Regions from separate parts of the Homo sapiens genome. Here regions 1 and 3 are each linked to region 2. A link is a contact called in ENCODE Hi-C or POLR2A ChIA-PET data. All regions are on one chromosome and are shown on one strand. The core of a region is the stretch at or near the end of the contact, and the rest is flanking DNA. Distances in the headings are between cores, read along the strand shown. Region 1 has its middle 22 kb from the start of GPHB5. Region 2 has its middle 21 kb from the start of SGPP1. Region 3 overlaps PPP2R5E (protein phosphatase 2 regulatory subunit B'epsilon).

The links. A loop is a pair of places that touch in the nucleus more often than their neighbours do. ChIA-PET counts read pairs that join two places held with the same protein, here RNA polymerase II (POLR2A). Pooled maps may share reads with other maps.
Region 1: a loop to region 2 is called in a pooled map, with 2.3 times the contacts of the local background. The contact joins two enhancer-like sites. A Hi-C loop is called at or near these places in 2 of 50 pooled maps. POLR2A ChIA-PET finds 5 or more read pairs at or near these places in 3 of 52 experiments (A673, Panc1 and activated T-cell).
Region 3: a loop to region 2 is called in a pooled map of psoas muscle, with 2.5 times the contacts of the local background. The contact joins two enhancer-like sites. A Hi-C loop is called at or near these places in 5 of 50 pooled maps. POLR2A ChIA-PET finds 5 or more read pairs at or near these places in 2 of 52 experiments (activated B cell and activated naive CD8-positive, alpha-beta T cell).

Annotation. Positions count from the first base shown.
Region 1 is chr14:63,295,138-63,297,837 of GRCh38, forward strand. No RefSeq gene overlaps it. Among named protein-coding and RNA genes, the nearest start is that of GPHB5, 22 kb to the right of the region's middle. Within about 2 kb of position 1,403, at least 2 of the 41 ENCODE cell types and tissues checked have a DNase peak (open chromatin) inside an H3K27ac peak, as active enhancers do.
Region 2 is chr14:63,747,721-63,750,420 of GRCh38, forward strand. No RefSeq gene overlaps it. Among named protein-coding and RNA genes, the nearest start is that of SGPP1, 21 kb to the left of the region's middle. Within about 2 kb of position 1,256, at least 6 of the 41 ENCODE cell types and tissues checked have a DNase peak (open chromatin) inside an H3K27ac peak, as active enhancers do.
Region 3 is chr14:63,382,499-63,385,198 of GRCh38, forward strand. PPP2R5E (protein phosphatase 2 regulatory subunit B'epsilon) reads right to left here. Exons shown (of 14, transcript NM_006246.5): 12 at 1,946-2,073. Among named protein-coding and RNA genes, the nearest start is that of GPHB5, 65 kb to the left of the region's middle. Within about 2 kb of position 1,438, at least 3 of the 41 ENCODE cell types and tissues checked have a DNase peak (open chromatin) inside an H3K27ac peak, as active enhancers do.

The sequences.
Region 1 (2,700 bases), core at 153-2,652, 450 kb before region 2:
GACCAAAGTGACAGAAGATTAGAAATTAAGGCTTTGTTTTAAAGAAATGTTGACATCATACTGGAAATTATTATCCAGCTACTTACACATTCGTTTTTAAATCCATCCCTATGTTTAGCTGCCAAAATGCAAACTGCGCATTCTCTCTCAACGGAGAGCGCCACAGGTCACCAGCTATTATTCTCCCAGGAGTCATTGAGTAGGCTGCCCAAGTACACATAAGGAAACTCAACGAACTATTTTCATTTCAAGGACCATTAGAAACAGAAAGGAAAAGAGAAGGTCAGGGAAACTTAGTTTCTAACAAAGGAAGTGAGGCACTTTGAAAAAGAAAATATTTAGAGAACGGAGAGGAAGCTAAACCCAAACAACCAAAACGCACAGCTGACAATTATTCCGGGAAGTTGGTAACTTCTGCCTGGTCTCTAGAAGCACAGGAAGAAAGGACTGTTAGCGTGAAGAACACTCCAGGGTTCTGGGTATCTAGGCAGAGTCAGTCAACAGGGCTAACCATGTGATAATCCTGGGTAATTCCACCTCACAGTTCACTAAAAAACAAGCGGAACCCTGGGCAAAGCCCTTTGGGGCTTTAATAGCAATGGAGGACATCACCCTGTCACTTTCTCTGCTTCTACACAGCAGGCAATCAAGGAAAACTTGCCAAGAAATATGAGTGAATAAATGATTTTGAAAGTTTCATTGAGCAGGAACATGAAAAGGATGATTTGGGGATAGCTGGAAGGATAGTTACTTGCATGAATAATATTTATTCACCGTCAGTGTGATATTTCTCAATAGAAAGATTGTATTTAAAATGTACAACTACAATAACAGAAAAAAAAATACGAGATAAAGCAACAGTTCACAGTGCCACAACGGTCAACAAAGACCAGAAAGGAAATTAAAGCACAAGTTCTACTCAGCAGCACTTCAGCCATCAGAAGCTCCGCCGTGCTATTTTGAAGATCTCTTTCTGTTAGGGGACGAATGAGTCAAAGCGGGATTGGCTGCTCTGTGAAATGGTGAGATTCAAGTTCAACAATAGTTCTTGGCTTTGAAATTCCACTACCGGAAATTAGAGTAAAATCTGCACCATTAGTCTTGGTCACAATCTATGTTTTTGTCCTTAGAGGATATTATGTCAAAAAACTAGGGTTGCTTCAGTGTGTGCGTGTGTTTTAAATATGTTCTACTTTGATCATTTCATTTTGTTCTATGAGTTCTGCAGTGACTCAGAAGTTCCATGATACTATAACTGGAGTAATTTTGCTGTATTTTTAGCCATGTCCTCCAAGCCTCCCAGTATATGCTGTGATCTTTGCCAAACAGAATCTGATCAGTGTTACAGGGGAAATGATGTGTGAGGCTCTACAAGGAGAGGGTCTCCAGGGCCCACACCTGAGTCATGCCTTGAAGCAACCTCAGCACACTTAGCCTCCCAGTGATTCTGTGCAAGTCTGTCTCAATCTTTTGAGCTTATGTTAGTTCTTTGGGGGAAAAAAAATAGAAACAACTTCTGAATAGGGCAGTATGTTTGGGGCAGCTTTGTGAATACATATCTAAAATTACCTCCATTTGCCATTTTTTAAATCAATTTTTTTTCAAGCAATCAGATTCTTTTCTCCTAGAGGAGCTGTGGGCAAGAAAACTAATGAATTCTACATCCTTCTCATCACCTGGTTTAAATTGTTTTCTGCTCTGAGTAAACAGTAATTACTGTTTAAGTACATCTCAGCAGAATTTTATCCCAATTGCAACAGTTCATGTTCCTCCTAATGTAATCTCTGCAGAGGAAATGATCGTCAAGGGAAGCAGGCTGACCTGCTCACGGGATGGCGTTCTTACAATCTGCATCTTATGTAATGGTGATTCTGTGTGCCTGTGTCATAATTATTGGAATATTATTTTATGCTTTTTTTTTTTTGAGACGGAGTCTCGCTCTGTCGCCCAGGCTGGAGTGCAGTGGCACGATCTCAGCTCACTGCAAGCTCCCCTCCCAGGTTCACGCCATTCTGCCTCAGTCTCCCAAGTAGCTGGGACTACAGGTTCCCGCCACCACGCCCAGCTAATTTTTTTTTGTATTTTTAGTAGAGACGGGGTTTCACCGTATTAGCCAGGATGTTCTCAATCTTCCTGACCTTGTGATCCGCCCGCCTTGGCCTCCCAAAATGCTGGGATTACAGGCGTGAGCCACTGCACCCAGCCTATTCTATGCATTTTTTAACATTACAATTTATTTTGTGCCATGTTCTGACTTTTAAGTCATTAAATCGTCTTTTTTCTGTTCATATTTCTGGGAAATCTGAGGGTGTCTCCATCTGCCATTCCAGAAAATTGCCTTCTCCAGGCCTTTGTTAGAACAAGAAATTGTCCAGCCCCTTGTGACTCAAGATGTGGCCTGGGAACCAGCAGCGTCAGCATTACCTGGGAGCTACCAAGGACTGTGGAATTTCAGGCCCAGCCCAGACCTACTGAATCAGAATCTGCATTTTTAACAGGACCCCCAAGTGATTTGTATACACAGTGAAATAGGGGAAGTACTGGTCTCGGAGACAACCAAGTTCATCATCAGTCTTTATATCCAAACACATAGCTGCCTAATGAAGAACCATCAACTTAGCCTGTCTCTCAGATGCTACCTTTTGAGTGTTCCTTAGGCTAATATTTGAGTTGCTCACATTTACTGGATGAATAAAAGGG
Region 2 (2,700 bases), core at 6-2,505:
TGGACAGCCTGTGTCTGGCACTGTCATAGCTAAACAAGGTAGGCATCCCTGAGTCTTATCTAACTCATATGGGGGAGTAGCTATTTTTTTAGAACACAAAAAGATGAAGGGATTTCCTAACCTTCAGGTTAAGTTCAACATTATCAAATAAAATGGCATTATTTTCTACTCAGATTCCCATTAAGGAATAAAAGTGTTAGTATTCTTTGGGTGTCAATGGCAACACTATTTGAGTTTCATTTCAACACCCAGGTGTCATCATTCACTCTGACACACCCACATTCAGTGATAGGACAAGGACTCTAGTATTTTTACGTTTATGGAACAGAAGTGGTTGCCATATGCTAAAATTGTTGCTGAAAAGTATACCGCAAGTAGAAGAACTTAGGTTATGCAAACGGAAGATATGCTTCAAATCAGCAGTTTGAAAACTGTAGTTTTAATGTTACTAACTTAGGATAACAAGGGGAAGCAACCTTAGAGGTTTCTCAACTTAAGACTAGAAAAAGATGTTATTTTTTTCTTCTTCTTCTTTTTTTTGTTTTTTTTTTTTTTTTGAGACAGAGTCTCAGCTGCAGCCATGAGCTCTTGGGCCCAAGTAATCCTCCTACCTCAGCCTCCCAAGTAATTGGAACCACAGGTGTGCACCACTGATGCAGGAGTTAAAAAGGAATTATTTAGGCAGATAATGGGGGTAAGGAAGTCCTCCGTAAGGTTTTCCTTTTAATGAAAAGCAGCCCTGCCGGGCGCGGTGGCTCACACTTGTAATCCCAGCACTCTGGGAGGCCGAGGCGGGCGGATCATCTGAGGTCGGGGGTTTGAGACCAGCCTGACCAATGTGGAGAAAACCCGTCTCTACTAAAAATACAAAAACTTGGCCAGGCTTGGTGGCACATGCCTGTAATCCCAGCTACTCCGGAGGCTGAGGTAGGAGAATCGCTTGAACCCGGGAGGCTGAGGTTGAAGTGAGACGAGATTGCACCACTGCACTCCAGCCCAGGCAATAAGGGCAAAACTCCATCTCAAAAAAAAAAAAAAAAAAAAAAAAGGCAGCCCCAAAATAATTTTCTTTTCTAACAAACAGCAGCCTGTAAAATTGAGCTGCAGACATAGACAAGCAAGCTAGAAGCTTGCACAGGTGAATGCCAGCAGCTGTGCCAATAGGAAAAGGCTACCGGGGACTAGGCATGTTCAGAACAGTGGCTCCATGTTCCCTTCTCTTTGCCAGTCACGTGTGCAGCAAGGAGCGGACAACACGGCGCCGGCCAAGTGGAAAGTCCATTTGCATAATAAGATTAGGGTGCATTGGCCAGCCTTCCCCATGCTCTATGTAAACATCACACCTGGTATAACCAATCTGTGGTTATGTAAATCGGACACTGCCTCCTTCAGCCTGCCTATAAAATCCGGTGCACTCCCATTCCAGCCCAGAATTCCCATTCGGGGGCTCCTGTCTCTTGCAAGAGACAGAGCTGTTCTCCTTTCTCTTTCTTTATCTATTTATTTATTTATTTATTTTTATTTTTGAGACGGAGTCTCGCTCTGCCGCCCAGGCTGGAGGGCAGTGGTGCGATCTCGGCTCACTGCAAGCTCCGCCTCCCGGGTTCAGGCCATTCTCCTGCCTCAGCCTCCGGAGTAGCTGGGACTACAGGCGCCTGCCACCACGCCCGGCTAAAATTTTGTATTTTTAGTAGAGACGGGGTTTCACCATGTTAGCCAGGATGGTCTCGATCTCCCGACCTCGTGATCCACACCTCGGCCTCCCAAAGTGCTGGGATTACAGGCGTGAGCCACTGCTCCCGGCCTTTCTTTGCCTATTAAACCTCTGCTCCTAAACTCCTTGTGTGTGTTCATGTCCTTAATCTTCTTGACGCAAGACGAGTAACAGCGGGTATTTGCCCCAGATAAGGATGCCACTTCACCACCACACATGGCTAATTTTATTTATTTTATTGAATAACTTTTAGTAAGAAACCTCACCTGGATTTTTAAAACAAAATTTTGTTTAATATCTTTTTTTTTTTTTTTTTTTTTTTGAGACGGAGTTTCGCTCTTGTTGCCCAGGCTGGAGTGCAATGGCATGATCTCTATCATGGCTCACTGCCACCTCCACCTCCCGGGTTCAAGCAGTTCTCCTGCCTCAGCCTCCTGAGTAGCTGGGATTACAGGTGCCCGCCACCACGCCTGGCTAATTTTGTATTTTTAGTAGAGATGAGGTTTCTCCATATTGGTCAGGCTGTTCTCCAACTCCTGACATCAGGTGATCTGCCCACCTCAGCCTCCTAAAGTGCTGGGATTACAGGCATAAGCCACCATGCCTGGCCCTTTAATATCTTTTAGTAAGAACATTTTTAATTTTTTTGTATTTTTTACTTATTTTTTTGTTTGTTTTTTTGAGGGAGGGTCTTGCTCTGTTGCCCAGGCTGGAGTACAATGGCACCGTTACAGCTCACTGCTGCCTCAACCACCTGGACTCAAGTGATCCTCCTGAGTAGCTGGGACTATAGGTATGTGCCACCATGCCTGGCTAATTTTCTTTTTGTATTTTTAAATAGAAACAGGGTTTGGCCATATTGCCCAGGCTGGTCTCAAACTCCTGAGCTCAAGGGATCTTCCTGCCTTGGTCTCCCAAAGTGCTGGGATTACAGGCATGCTCCACTGTGCCCAGCCTATTTTTCTTATTTGTAGGGATGGGGTCCC
Region 3 (2,700 bases), core at 188-2,687, 370 kb before region 2:
TCAAGCAATTCTCCTGCCTCAGTCTCCTGGGTAGCTGGGATTACAGAAGCGAGCCACCACACCTGGCTAATTTTGTATTTTTAGTAGAGACGAGGTTTCTCCATGTTGGTCAGGCTGGTCTCGAACTCCCAACCTCAGGTGATCTGCCTGCCTCGGCCTCCCAAAGTGCTGGGATTATAGGCGTGAGCCACCACACCTGGCCTGCCCTTCTAATTATTGGCACCCAGAATAGAGCTGCCTGTGGGCATTTGATAATTTCATTTAATAAAAAGGCAAGTATAATAGTAAAGCAATTTCACCCTAAAATAAGGATCTGTGATAGCACTAACCTTAGACATCTGAATTTGCATAGAATTCTATTTTCTAAATAACACATAATTCATCAAAATCAGAAGCTACTTCCCTAGAAACAAATGTTATATATATATGTGTATATATATAAATTATTCTTATCCAAAGAAATGAAATCAAGCCCTCATGTAGGTTGGGTGGTTCAATATGAATTATCTGTCTAGCTCTGATCTGCACCAGTCCTGCTGACCCAAAATATATGCTGATAACTGGCAAGCTGGGATGGTTGCTATTAGCTATGGGACACTATACAGCTAAACAGCCAAAATGGTAGCCCATACTTAACAAGAATTAGCTCTTGGGCAATGTGAGGACAAGGTTATGATGGGCTTGATAGCTTCAGACTAGAGTCTAAATAGCTTTTCCTTTTGCAAAAATATCCGTTGCTTCCGTTTTGCAACAAACATGCTCCTAATACCACTGAAAAATGCATTGGTAAAAATTAGCCATATATTAAATAAACCATGAGTCTGATGTTTCCAAAACATTTACAAGAAAGTACACTTGCTGTGTAGCTTCTGCCTTGTGCCATTAAAAGGAAAATTTAAGTTCTTTTCTGTTAAGGTTCCAGAATGACCTTCCTCCCAAGGGCAGTGATGGGAAAGCACCAAATGTAGTATACTGAGTAGTTACAGACACTTGCTAGAACCGTTCTCTAGGTCCTCAAGAGACTATCTGTATAAAGGGACTTAACTGTTTATCAGCTCCTTATTTTTACAAGTTCTATTAATATAATTAGGCAAATTTGAAAAATTAGAAATGTGATATTTTATAATTACATGCAAAATTTTTAAAGATAAACATATTATGAATATACTGAATTGTATCTCCCAATTTTTAAATACCACATTAAATTTTCCTTCTATTCCACAGAGAAAAATGTAAAGGCATTCAAATTCAGAATGCTTTAACTTTCATAGGGCTGGATGTTAAACTTCCCTTGATGATTTTAAACTCCTTCCTTTCCAAGAGATACATATAGCGACTGAGTTGGCTGTTAAATAGATCACACTAAAATGAAAACCTAGTCAGACCACTTCCCCACTTAACAACCCTTCAGTACTTCCTCATCATCTACTTGGTGAAGGCTCACACGAGTCCCACAGTCTTTTCTAGCCACATCCTCTAGCACCCTCCCCAAAAGACCTTGTGCCTCAGCCCTCCCAAACTCACAGGTCTCAGAAACTGACAGCTGCTTTTTACATCTTTGTGCCTTTTAACATGATGGATGGACCCACTGTCTGAAAGGGCTCTCCCCATGCCATCCACCTGCCAAATTCCTTTCAGATTCAGTCTAAGCATGGCCATGCTGTCAGTATCTACACACCTCTCCTCTCAGCTGCAGTGCCTCCCCAAAAGATCTGCTACCTTCATAGACAGATCAAGAAGCCTGTCTAGTAAACAGATACTTTAACCGGTATTTTGTTAAAGTATCTGTTTATTTTCTCCAGTCAGTGAATCCCCAGAAGGTAAGGATTTTATCTTTTCACATACGTCTTCAGCAACAAGGACAGCATCTGGCACATAATAAGGCTGAAGGGAAAGAAAGAGAGGAAGGGAGGAAGAGAACGGAGGAAAGAAACTGAAAACCTACGGATTCCAATGTTCTTTTGAAATCCTATAAAGGCTGGAAAACATGATGGGAAGGATGACGTTAGAGTTTTCTTCTATCAAACTCATGATGTATTCATTATTCCAATAATAGAGTGCTCTTTCTGCCACCTTTGGGAAAAGAAAAATAAAATGTTAAGAGAGAGAAAAAGACAAAGATAAAACAAAATTATAAATCTTTCCAAACAAAAGTATTTCAAAAGGCTATTTGTAAATCATTCAATTAGAGGTAAAATTAAATATTAATCACATTTTAATATATATATATTTTTTGAGATGGGAGTCTCGCTAGTGGCGCGATCTCGGCTCTCTGCAACCTCCGCCTCTCGGGTTCAAGCGATTCTCCTGCCTCAGCCTCCCGAGTAACTGGGATTACAGGCACATGCCACTATGCCTAGCTAATGTTTGTATTTTTAGTAGAGGCGGGGTTTCACCACATTGGCCAGGATGGTCTCGATCTCCTGACCTCGTGATCCGCCCACCTCAGCCTCCCAAAAGTGTTGGGATTACAGGCGTGAACCACCGTGCCTGGCCCACATTTTAAATGTTTGTGGATTTTTAATCTCTTGGAAAATTCCAAAGTGGGCCAGGCACGGTGGCTCACACCTGTAATCCCAGCACTTTGGGAGGCCAAGGCAGGCAGATCACTTGAGCCCAAGAGTCTGAGACCAGCCTGGGCAACATGGGGAGACCTCGCCTCTACAAAAACACAAAAATTAGCCGGGATTGGTGGCATGT